Linked DNA regions of Homo sapiens: all the other regions are linked to region 3. The links are chromatin contacts, found by Hi-C or POLR2A ChIA-PET in ENCODE. All regions are on one chromosome and are shown on one strand. The core of a region is the stretch at or near the end of the contact, and the rest is flanking DNA. Distances in the headings are between cores, read along the strand shown.

Region 1 (4,246 bases), core at 1,482-3,981, 120 kb after region 3:
ACATGAGTTATCTAAAATAGGCATTTCATTTGCAGAAATGTGTCAATGTGTATATTTATGTGCATGTAAACAGAAAGGAACTGTAACCTGGAAATACTAGCATTAAAGAACACTTGCTAGATACCTTCTGGATCACATATGCATAACAAATCATTTCAGTTACTTCCTTGTAAACAAAGAAAAATAAATATTCTTCATTTAAAAAGTCTAGAGGTTTGAAAATCTCAGTTCTTGACTGTCATCTCAAATCTGCTTTTGCATTATACTTCATCTCTGAAATAGAAAAGGCCATATATTGCTCTCCAATGACACATGAAGTTTCCAGTAACAACTCCATGCACAGACCAAAACAATATATCACTGTACTTAAAGAATTTGCCTAGATGCTTCATGAAGCCCAAAAGCAACACACGGGTTTATCAAATCACTAAAAAAATGCCCATATATTTCTCTAGTCATATTTTTACTCCAAATACAGCAATATGTATAATATTATGGCAGCAAATAAAAAGTTTCAGTAACAAATTATATATATATACACACACACACACACACACACATATATATACACACACACATAGAGAGAGAGAAAATATTGGTCATTTGCTCTTTGTGGGTTTTAAGATTTTGTTTTACTGAAAACATATCAGATTAATGAATGTGTTACTTAAAGAAGGCAGGACTTCCTATTAAACACACTGCAAATTCAATGCCAGTAATTTTTCCATAACATACATAAATTTCAAAGTTGAGAGGAAATTATTCCTAATAAACCAAATTTACTATTACTCGTTGCTTATTCAGAATATTTTTTACTTCATTTTTAATAGTTTCAGTAAATCTGAAATTATAATAGCATGAGCTTATTGGCCAAGTATTTTCCATAAGCTATTAGTGAGGCAGAAATCTTCTGGGAATATAAGAAGTATCCAGAAGTATAGTTATTCAAGTTGTAACTAAACTGCCAGTGATTCCTCAGTTCTGAAAACATTTAAGCATGCATTTGAAAACAAATTTGTGTGGTTGGCAGTTGAACTTTCATGTTTTCCCATTTTCAGTTTGATTTAGCTCTCCTGATAAGGCAACAACTTAAAAATATTTTTTGCACTAATTTTTCCATCGTGTGATGTAAATAAGTTCCACTATATTAACTGCCCATGAAACAGCAAAATGTTTAATATCTGGTTAATCCATTTTTCCAGGACTTAATTGGTTATGTGTGAATCATTGCCAGACAAGTTTTGATTGTTTTCTAACACATTCACAGTTATGCTAGAGAGGACTGTGTGCATTTGACTAAGAAAGGAAATCTGGAGCAGGAGTTGGGGTAACAGTCTGCAGCTCCTGGCCAATCAACTAGCAAATCACTTCAGGGTTAAGTCTTAACTTCTATAATCCTGCCTCCGGGAAGCAGCACTTCCTAGTGTTAAGAGCTGTGCTTTAAGAGTCAGATGGGCTTAGGTGTGAATCTGTCTGGTAATCAATTCTGTGGGCTTACAGTCTGCTGGTTAGAAAGGGTAGATGGTGGGAGATTGGTTCCCTTACCCACCATGAACCATCCGGAATAATCCAAATGTATTAACATAAAACAGGCAGAGGAGAAGAGCTACTCCAGATCCAAATCAACCTTGGAAGTCCCTGAGAGTAGAAATGTTGAACTGCTTCCTAACGGCTTACAATCTTACAATTTAATCAAAGGCATTTAGAAAGTAACAACAGAGACAACCACTTACTAAGAGACTACTATGCATTTAGAACTTTTAAAAAATATTACACAGGTCATTCTAAATAAGCCAGCTCCACCAATCTGCTGTTCATCACAGAAACTGGATCAATTCTTAAAACAAACAAACAAACAAAAATTCCTACAGAAAAACTAATCTCAGTCTCTATCAAGAAAATTTTATAATCCTAAATAATTTTGTTACACCAAGTTAGCATCATTAAAACTGACCCCTGCTGTTGATTCCTGCCCATTCCAGTCTGAAACTTTAGGACAAAAAGGAAAGAGTGTCAAGCTCACAGATAACAGAACCACCGCCAAGTTCTGGCTTATTATTTTCTTTAATTCTATTTCTTGGGTCCTGTTCAGGTTGCTAGGGTTTTTAAAAGTACGATTATCAATTCGATTCTTACGGGTATACTCAAGGACTTGACTGAAATGGCATGTGTCCAAAATATATAAATGACCCATACTAAAATTTCCCTTAATTCTCTACTTCTACACTTTTCCCACAATGTACTATATGGTACATTTTCCCCACATATGCTATTAATTTTCCTTTTATAAAATTAAAATAGGAATTATTTGATAGTCTTTTGAAGAGTTCCACCACATTCCAAAATGTCAGGAGAAAATATAAAATACAGAGAGATCTGAATGACGTGTTTTTTGGCACTTCACACCAAGATCAGATATAATCTGTGGTGAGAGCTGTATTTTAACTAAGTGATTCACTGCCAGATCTCTGACCATCTTCTCTGCAGTGATGACTCATACGACTTTCACTCCTGATCTTGGTAGTTCAAACTACCTACTCGCTCTAGGACTCACTTGTTCTCTTGTAAAATGGTGGGAACAGATTACATCACCACTAATGCTCTTTTCAGCTTTTATATCCTCAGATTCAGTGATTTACTGGGATAAATGGTTATCACCTCAGTTTCAGTACATACCACATGAATTCAGTCACTTTGGCCCTAAAACTGTTGCCACGTCTGACTTCCCTGTTTCTGTACGTAGTCCTATCAACCTCAAACTCACCCTCGCTGAAGATACTCAAATCTTTCTCAGAATTTACTAATATCCCTGAACTGGACACAATCTTCAATATCTTGTTATATCTCCTCTTTCCCAGGATGACATTTTCTTACAGATCCCTGGGTCTCCTGACCAATCATCCCAAATGCCCTGGCCACATTAATGATCCAGTGTCAATAATTAAATTCATGCCAAAGTAACAAAAGGAATAGTAACAAACAACAAGTATAAAGAAAATAAGTCCTAGAAACTGACACCGCACAGAACAATACCCAGATTATCTTTTTAGTAGAATAACAGTGAACATCTGAGCAGCTCGAGTTTTCATTAGAAAACTTTCAGGAGCAACCCACACACCCTACTAGCAAGATATTTAATTCTCTCTATGCCAGCCAAACTGGTGGTGGTGTTGGTTGATGTGGAGTGGAAGTACTAGTCCTACTCCAGCCAGCTGCCCTGGCAGTTATGTCTTTCTCTGTTCATTTATGTTTATAGGAATTTTATCTACGTTTGAAGGCTCAGCCCAAATCCCATGTCTGCCATGACCACATCAGTGATCTCTAACTCTTTTCATTCAGAAACCACTATGGCCCTTTTTTTAAAAAAATTTTAAGTTCTGGGATACATGTATAGAACATGCAGGTTTGTTACATAGGCATACACGTGCCATGGTGGTTTGCTGCACCTATCAACCCATCTTCTAGGTCTTAAGCCCCGCATGCATTAGGTGTTTGTCCTGATTCTCCCCCTCCCCTTACCCCCCATCCCCGGAAAGGCCCCAGTGTGTGAAGTTACCCTCCCTGTGTCCATGTGTTCTCATTGTTCAACTCCCACTTATGAGTGAGAACATGCAGTGTTTGGTTTTCTGTTTCTGTGTTAGTTTGCTGAGAATGATGGCTTCCAGCTTCATCCATGTCCCTGCAAAAGACATGAACTCATTCTTTTTTATGGCTGCATAGTATTCCATGGTATACATGTGCCACATTTTCTTTATCCAGTCTATCGTTGATGGGCATTTGGATTGGTTCCAAGTCTTTGCTATTGTGAATAATGCCACAATAAACATATGTGTGTATGTGTCTTTATAGTAAAATGATTTATAATCCTTTGGGTATATACCCAGTAATGGGACTGCTGGGTCAAATGTTATTTCCGGTTCTAGGTCCTTGAGGAATTGCCATACTGCATTCCACAATGGTTGAACTAATTTACACTCCACCAATAGTGTAAAAGTGTTCCTATTTCTCCACAGCCTCACCAGCATCTGTTGTTCCCTGACTTTTTAATGATTGCCATTCTAACTGGCATGAGATGATATCTCATAGTGGTTTTGATTTACATTTATATAATGACCAGTGATGATGAGCTTTTTTTCATATGTTTGTTGATATGGCCATTTTCATTACTGCTTAAATTATATTGAAACACAAACTGCACTCTGGTTTAGTTCCATTTTGATGGCAATAGGAAAAGAGTTTGGATATT
Region 2 (4,294 bases), core at 967-3,466, 120 kb before region 3:
TTTTTTTTGCCTCATTACAAAGCCTTGATACAGCTAAGTCCGTATGTAAACATTCCCTTTAAGGTCAATGTGTCTGTAGGATTAGTTTTTAGCAGAGTGTGTTTAAAATATCACCATTCCCCAATTGCCTCCAATGGCAAATTCTTTATATTATTTCATTCGTTGGGAGACAGTCCATTTTCTTCAAAGTTTCCTGAATCAAATAGTCTTTTCCATTGGCTAACTTTTCCTTAGAAGTAATATAACCACTTTAGAAATGCTCTATTCTCTTGCTTGATTTTGGAAAATATAATTATTTTATTCTAAATTTCATCACTTTTAATTGCTTCTGGTCTAGCAGCATTTTTTTCCTCACTGAACTTCACAGTGTATTCCTTTTTGAGCATCTGAATAATCCATTAAATAGTTTTTGAATGTACCTTTCCCTTTTGTTGGAAGCATTTGAGAGATGAAAGTATCATACATGGAATCTACACATTATTTCAGTGCTAAACCATTTTATACGAAGTGTTATTGGTGGTTTTGTGTAGATATTTTACCAAATACAGAGATCAGATCCTCCCTACTTCTCTGCTTTTTAAAATAGTCTAATTGTCAGTAAACTGTTCTTTAGCAGGGCAATGAGAAATTGTAATACACATTCAGTAGAATGCTATTTCATAATGAAAGCTGGAAAACAAAAACACAAACACACTCAGGAAGTGAGACCCAGGGAGACCTGGAATCTACTTCCACCTCTGACACTAATGTTAGGGAAGTTCTTTAACATCTCTGGACCTCAGGTTCCTAACTTCACAAGAAGAAAGCCAGACTAGATGCTCCCTGGGGTTCCCTCTAGCTCAAACATTCACTTTGCTTAAGGCACAATCAAACACCACTCGCACTCTCAGCTCATGCAGCCCCAGGGTACTCTTTGACAGCTAGAAATTACAAAGCCTTGACAGAACTCTTCATCCATTACTCTGATTCTACTGGTCTGGAGAACCTCAAATGTCTACGTGTATTCCGCCCTGATCTGGGGTTACCACAATTCTATGAAGCTTAAACAACCCCTCAAACATGCATGCAAGATGCATCTTTTAAAAATGATAAGTCTGTCTTATAACAGCAACAAAAAAATTGCACTGTCACTTTAGCAGAGACATATGAACCACAGCACCTGTCGATGGGATGTAGCAGGGGGTAAACCTGGTAGAAGAAAGTGATCCTGGGATTCACATAGGGGAGCCTCTCATTATCCCAGGAGGAATTTATAGCAGAGAGCCTTATGCAAAAGCCTCCTGTTAGTGAATAACTATGAACCCATGAAAAGGAATATGATTTATTTTTACAGTGGACTCTCACTTTGTGTTAGAGCATGGGTTTGCCTGTGATGAATCTCACACCAAGTTATGGAATTACTGAAATACTGAGAACACCACAGCACAATCTCTCACCTCAAGACTTTCCCACAGCAAGTATCCTGAACACAGTGACAAAAGGAAACACTCTGGAATGAGAGAGTGAGGGAGACACAAGGAGACCTACTTTTAAAAGACCATTAACCACAGAACCCTGAGGGTAAGGGAAAAGAAACAGGAAGGTAATCAGGTTCAAAAAAGAAACAAGCCCATTTTCCATTTCTTTTAAGAGAAATTTAAATAGAAGTAAATGATGGAAAAATAGCAGCTTCCAAGGTTAGACTCTGATATAGTTTGGATGTCTGTCCCTTCCAAATCTCATGTTGAAATGTGATCCCCAATGTTGGAGGTGAGGCCTGGTGGGAAGTGTTTGGGTCATAGGGGCAGATCCCTCATGAATAACTCAGTGTCTTCTCCAGGATAATGAGTGAGTTCTTGCTCTATTAATTCAGGTGAGAGATCTGGTTGTTAAAAAGAGCCTTGTATTGGTGTAATATTTTAATATTTGTGTGTATTACTGTACATATTTTCCCAGAGATCAGATCTTCTCTACTTTTCTGCTTTTTAAAATAGTCTAATTGCCAGTAAACTGTTCTTTAGAAGGACAATGAGAAATTGTGATGCACATTCAGTAGAATGCTATTTCATAATGGAGGCTGGAAAACAAAAGTAAAAGCAAAAGCACACTCAACTAAGACCCACGGAGACATGGGATCTACTTTCACCTCTGACACTAACTTTAGGGAAGTCCTCTCTTCTCTTTCGCTCCCTCTTTTACCATGTGACATGCATGCTCCCCCTTCACCTTCTCCTGATTGGAAGCTTCTTGAGGCCCCCACCAGAAGCAGATGCTGGTGTCATGCTTCTTGTACAGCCTGCAGATCCTGGAGCCAACTGAATCTCTTTTCTTTGTAAATTACTTAGTCTCATGAATTCCTTTATAGCAACACAAATGAGACTTACACAGACTCCTTATTGTATGTAACATGCACATACTTTATAATATATAATACCATTGTGACCTGTTGTAGTTGCCTGGTTGCTATGGGAATATGCTGAGCTTAAGTTTTGTGTAAGCACAGAAGAAGATATACAGGTTATATAGTAAAGAATAAAGTTCAGTTTTTAACTAATTGTTCTTTCACTATTTCAATAATTATTTTAAAAATGTTTCTCCATTTTTGTTATATATTTTTTTTTTCCAAGGGAAAACCATGTTGAGTTCTGGGATAATCATAGGAATTGAAAAAGGGAGGTCATTTTATTCACAGTACATTTCATCGCCTCTCCCCTGGATTCCTGTTATAGCCTCCTAAGGGGTCCCCCTGCTTCTTCTCTGGCCCCCAATTCTCAGTATAATAGCTGGGGTGGTCTTACTAAAACATAAACCAGCTCCTGTGCTGCCTTGTTCAAAATCTTCTAGAGCTTTCTATCTCACTCAGATCAATGGTAAAGGACTCAGGGTATCCCTCAAGGCCCCACGTCGTCTATGACTTCATTATCAGCCCTCCACTCCTCCCCATTCAGGGCATTGGTACTTGCTCTTGTCTCTGCCTGAAGAGTTCTTCCCTCAAATATCTTCTTGGCTCTGTCTCTCATATTCTTCAGTCAAATGTCTTCTTTTCAGGGAGGCCTTCCTTGATTACCCTATTTAAACTGTAAATCACCCCCTCCCCTTTCTCAGAACTTCCTGAACCAGTTTCTTGCTCTATTTTCCTCCACAGTACTTATCACCACCCAATATATGATATATTTCACTTACTATATGTCTCTCCCTGTAAGGATCATTTGCTTTTTGTTCAATGCAACATCTCCAGTCCCTAGACATATAAGTGGTGCTCAGGAAATATTGCTGAAATAATAAGTGTATTTAACTTATTTCATAGACATTAACTAAAAAATAAGTTATTTAAAAAATAACTACTGGGAAATTAGGTTAGCATATGTTAAAACCAAGAGATTTATTCATGGCCTAGATCATAGCCATAAAGCAATACATTTGAAAACCCAAACTGGTTTTTCTTACACAGATACACATATATGAATTTGTACATACACCTATAACAGAAATTGGTCTTTAAAAAAATTGTGGTCAGGCACAGTGGTTCATACCTGTAATCCCAGCACTTTAGGAGGCTGAGGTAGGAGAATCACTTGAGATCAAGAGTTCAAGACTGGCCTGGCCAAAATAACAAGACTTTGTCTCTATTTTTTGTTTTTAAATCATAACTCCACTATTCTAAAAACACCATGGGCTTTTCTTTTCAAGGCAAAACTTATTCAGTTAGGCAAGTCAAGGAAGACAAGAGAGCATAAGACAAGGATTATTTTCAAAATTGCTTAAAAATTAGAAAGGATCATTTTTCAAATCTCAAAGAAGCAAAAGTTTTCATGGACAAAGGGATAATTTCCCTTAAATATAAAGAACTCAGCCAGGCATGGCGGCTCACGCCTGTAATCCCAGCACTTTGGGAGGCGGAGGTGGGAGGACTGCTTGAGCCCAGAGTTCGAGACCATCCCTGGCAACATAGCAAGACCCCTATCTCTACAAAATATTAAAAAAAAAAATAGCCAGACATAGTGGCATCACCTATAGTTAGTCCCAGCTACCTGAGAGGCTGAGCAGGGAGGATCACTTGAACCTGGAAGGTCGAGGCTGCAGTGAGTTGTAATCGCACCACTGCAGTCCCACCTGGGCAGCATCGCTAAAAATAAAATAATAAAATAAAATATAAAGAACTTCTAGAAATAGGTTTAAAAAAACACAACTCAACTGTAAATTGGCCAAAAGATAAAAAGAATTCAGAGAAAAGGAAATACAAATGATCCTGAAACATATCAAAAGATGCTCAACCTCATCACAAGACACATGCAAATTAAAACTTTACTGAAAT
Region 3 (4,108 bases), core at 376-2,875:
AAATGGGACCAGGACTTATTCACTCAGGCTGGCCTCCTTTGATCTGCCAACTGGCCCTGTACATGGCAAACTGTACATTGCTGGCACCTGGCTCAGGGCTCTGCCATAGTCCCAGGGGCATATCTGGGCAGGGACTGGTCCTGGCCTAAGTCCCGCCTGACTGGCAGCAGGTTCCAGCTGATAGGAGGCCAGAGAAACACATGCTGAAACCCTCTTGTGCCACTGCTCTCACGCCCCAAGGCCTCCTGGGCACTGACCGCCTTTCCAGGGGCACATGATGAAGGTTGGAGCTTGGAGACTGCAACTGGAGTGAGAGCATGTGCTGGATGGAAACAAGTCTGCCTAGCACAGCCTGCAGGCTAAATAAGAATAAAGCGAGTGGAGCGTCAGATCAGCAGCTGCTTCAGAGCCATTTTGGAAAGAGGCTGGGAATAAATAAATAATAAAAAATATAATCAAATAATTGCCATCTGTTACTGTTGCTACCACCTTGTTGACAATCTACTCTCCAGCTTTGCTGTCCACATGAACATCAACATTTCTGCTCATGGCTACACAGCAAAAGCTCTGTCTTCTGGAATGTTACTAGTGGAGGATTATGAAATATTACCATAACATAAACCTTACCTACCTTTACTTATACTGAGCCCTGTCTCTGTCCTTGTCTTAAAACTTCATGAAATCCTATTTGGACCTTGAAAATAATTCTTTAGGTCTTTCTCTCTAAATCTCCCAAGCAAAAAGTGCAGTGTCCTTTTCTGGTCTGCCATTCTATATAAAGAAGTTACTTGTCATACAATATAGTTAGTGATATAAATTGTCTATTTTCTCAGTGAGCTGTTTGAAAACAATCTACAGCCCTCTGTTTACATAACTTCTCGAACTGTTATATAGAAAAGGAGACTATGTGAAGATTTGAAAAGATACTACAGGCAAAGTGCTTACCCTAGTGTTTCACATGAGCAACAACCAATAAGGCTTCCTTATCATCACCTGTACTATCATTAATCATCATCATTATCAATACCGTTTATAAATCTTTACACCCTAAGGTAGCTGCTGACATGCACTACATGCTAACAATTTTTTTTTTTTTTTTTTGAGACAGGGTTTCACTCTGTCACCTGGGCTGGCATGCAGTGGCAAGATCATGGCTCACTGCAGTCTCGACCTCCTGGGCTCAGGCAATCCTGGCTAATTTTTTGTAGAGTTGGGGTTTCACCATGTTTCCCAGGCTGGTCTTGAACTCTTGAGCTCAAGGGATCTGCCTGCCTTAGTCGCCCAAAGTGCTGGGATTACAGACATGAGCCATCATGCCCAGCCAACTGTTATTCCTTATGGAAAACCATATCACATAGTTTAATCACCACGACATAATTGGACAGTACTTTTGATACCAACAATGGTTGGCAAACGCTAAGGTGGTTCCCATGACTCCCTTGCCTATTCATATTCACTTTGTTGTGGAATATTCTTCCTTTGAGTGTCTGTGAGAGGCTCGCAGTCCAAGAGACTCAAAAAACAGAATGTTGCCAACAGCCATGTGAGCTCAGAAGTAGATCCTTTCCCAGTGGAGCATTCAGATGAAACAAGAGAAGGCCTAGCTGACTGTGCAGACTGAAGGGACACCTGGAGGCAGAGGCACCCAGCTAGGCCATACTCAGACTCTTACCACACAGAAACTGAGACAATAAACCAGTGCTATTTTAAGCAGCTTATTTTGCGGTAATTTTTTACACAGCAACAGACAGCTAATATACCAACATTTCCCCAACTTATGTTCCACAGAGTCCAAAATTTGTTCTTAATCTAGTAAATCTGGGAGATGTAATGGCAGATTTAATTTTAACAGCAGAAGACCAAGAGCTTTTAATCATTAGCTAATGAACATTGAGATTCTACTGGCTGGGGGGAGATGGGAGAGATGCACATATGCAGCTCACCCCAAACAGATTTGATCAAGGACATTTTTCCTAATTTTAACAATTATTTTGTTAATTGGACCATAATTTTATTTTTCTTTTCTTTGTTTTTATGAAATAGGGACATAGTCTCACTATGCTGGCCAGGCTGGTCTCCAACTTCTGGGCTCAAGCAATCTGCCCGTGTCAGCCTCCCAAAGTGCTAGGATTACAGGCATGAGCCACTGCTCCCAGCCGCAGACCACAGTTTCAGAAATGACTTTTCAGATTCACAGAAGCTTTAGGAGACACAGAAATCCAAAGCCAGCTGTGAATGCCTCAGACAGGAGGCAGAACATGTGCAAAAGTGGACAACAGCCATCCCACGAATTGAGGGAAATTATCCAACTCTTCCTAAAAATATCCAAATTTGCTGTTATCCAACAAACTATATTTTGTGAAAAGTTTTGTTGCTTCCCTAATTTTTCCGTCTTGTAAATTGTCAACAAAAATATATAATGCTCAACATATTTTGTAAGAAAAAAAAACGTATTCATGTGTTTGAATCAACAGACTAGCTTCAATCTAAGATAAGTCAAAGCAGTAAAAACTTGTTTTAGAATAAACTTTGTTGTGGGGGGACCTCTAAGACCCAAAACAATAAAACTTCTCACCAAAACACACACACACACACACACAAAATCCAAAGATGAAAGTTTCATTTGAAATATTTCTCTAGTCCCTCCTGATCTTTTATTTCTCTAAACCAACCAAGCATGGTATTTTTATGAACAAATTCTGCAATTGCGTTTCTCAAGAAAATAATTTACAGCTATGAAGAAGACAAAACAGTAGTTTTCCTCTCTTATCCCTTCCTTCCCCCATCACATCAGCCATACACATCACCTCTCACCAGCAATGACAGGGACTGTCAGGAGGCTGGAGGCAGAAGGACAGAGCAGCTTGCAGAGGAAAGGAAATGGAGTAGAGTCCAATGAGCACCTTGTTTGACATCACATCCATCACTTTAAAAGGTGTTGAGTTCTGTTTTTGTTTTTTAATGTCTTCCTGCTTTCCAGAAACTTTACTTCTTTGGCAATGAAAGGGCCAACTTGCACATTCTAGAATGTTTTACTGCCTTCAACATTTGTGCTTTCAATTTACAGATAGCCCTTTAGAACTGGTGGGTAAAAGTGCTATGTTTAATCTGGCACTCAGTGATTCAAAGGCAATTTCAAATTTGCATCAAAATTTCTCAACTTAGGTGCATTTCAAAGTAAAGTGATACTATGTCTGAATTTTAATAGCACTAATTCCAGTTACTAGTCTAAATTTTATTATTGAGGGAGATCAAGGAGCTCATTTATAGCTATTCTTTGATACAGTGCTAGATAGCAAAACTTACTTATCTGTAATATACCTATTTAAAAAATCACTGATCATAATAAAAATCAGAACTACTTGAAAGCTCTTCATGTTGTTATTTAAAAGATGTACAAGAAGTCATATGATATGATCTTATAAGATTATTTCAAATGAATTACCTTCAAGTCTGAAGACTCAACAGAAATGCCCATGTTAAAATATTGGTCATTCTAATGCCTAAATAAAGCTAATATTACAAGCACAAATCAATGCTCTCACATTAAAGAGGGGGTAATGAGACCTGCACTCTCTACTCCACAGGATTATAAGGATAAAACAAAGTAAGAGCTATGAAGCACTTCATAAACTGTAATAGGCTCTTACTATTATTAGAAATGACTGAAGTTTGAGTCCATTTTGCTTCCTAAAAGCAATCTAATGTCAAGTGCTGCAGATCAAACATTTCTATGATTCAAAAACCAGAATGCTTACAAATGTTGAATTCAGTGTTCAAAAATAAGAATGCCCTCAGACACTGAAGTCTACACCTTGAGCTTGACCAAAAAAAAAAAAAAAAAAAAAAAAGCTTAGCCTGTGCTATAACACTGCACAGTACAGATGCCCATATCACCCATATCCAAGGCAGACCACAGACATGTCATTCACATAGAAGGTCAAATACACAGGCATCTTTCAAAATTTAAGAAGTGACTCCCTTTGCTATCTATAGCCAAGGCTGACAAAATGTAGGGAACTGATATTTTTACTGTAATGAAGGATACATGTGACAAAGCACTTGATTTATCAATCTGCTAAGGAATCCACAATCTACCATTATTTCA

The links. Hi-C counts contacts between places; a loop is a spot of excess contacts on that map. ChIA-PET counts read pairs that join two places held with the same protein, here RNA polymerase II (POLR2A). Pooled maps may share reads with other maps.
Region 1: a loop to region 3 is called in a map with no recorded cell type, with 5 times the contacts of the local background. The contact joins two enhancer-like sites. A Hi-C loop is called at or near these places in 9 of 37 single-sample maps with no recorded cell type and 5 of 50 pooled maps. POLR2A ChIA-PET finds 5 or more read pairs at or near these places in 1 of 52 experiments (activated T-cell).
Region 2: a loop to region 3 is called in a pooled map, with 2.2 times the contacts of the local background. The contact joins two enhancer-like sites. A Hi-C loop is called at or near these places in 1 of 50 pooled maps. POLR2A ChIA-PET finds 5 or more read pairs at or near these places in 2 of 52 experiments (OCI-LY7 and activated B cell).

What each region holds. Positions count from the first base shown.
Region 1 is chr7:90,815,201-90,819,446 of GRCh38, reverse strand. All of the region lies in intron 5 of CDK14 (cyclin dependent kinase 14), which reads right to left. Among named protein-coding and RNA genes, the nearest start is that of CDK14, 220 kb to the right of the region's middle. Within about 2 kb of position 2,731, at least 5 of the 41 ENCODE cell types and tissues checked have a DNase peak (open chromatin) inside an H3K27ac peak, as active enhancers do.
Region 2 is chr7:91,048,718-91,053,011 of GRCh38, reverse strand. All of the region lies in intron 11 of CDK14 (cyclin dependent kinase 14), which reads right to left. Among named protein-coding and RNA genes, the nearest start is that of FZD1, 210 kb to the left of the region's middle. RefSeq lists an enhancer at 2,002-2,061. Within about 2 kb of position 2,216, at least 2 of the 41 ENCODE cell types and tissues checked have a DNase peak (open chromatin) inside an H3K27ac peak, as active enhancers do.
Region 3 is chr7:90,930,273-90,934,380 of GRCh38, reverse strand. All of the region lies in intron 8 of CDK14 (cyclin dependent kinase 14), which reads right to left. Among named protein-coding and RNA genes, the nearest start is that of FZD1, 330 kb to the left of the region's middle. Within about 2 kb of position 1,625, at least 3 of the 41 ENCODE cell types and tissues checked have a DNase peak (open chromatin) inside an H3K27ac peak, as active enhancers do.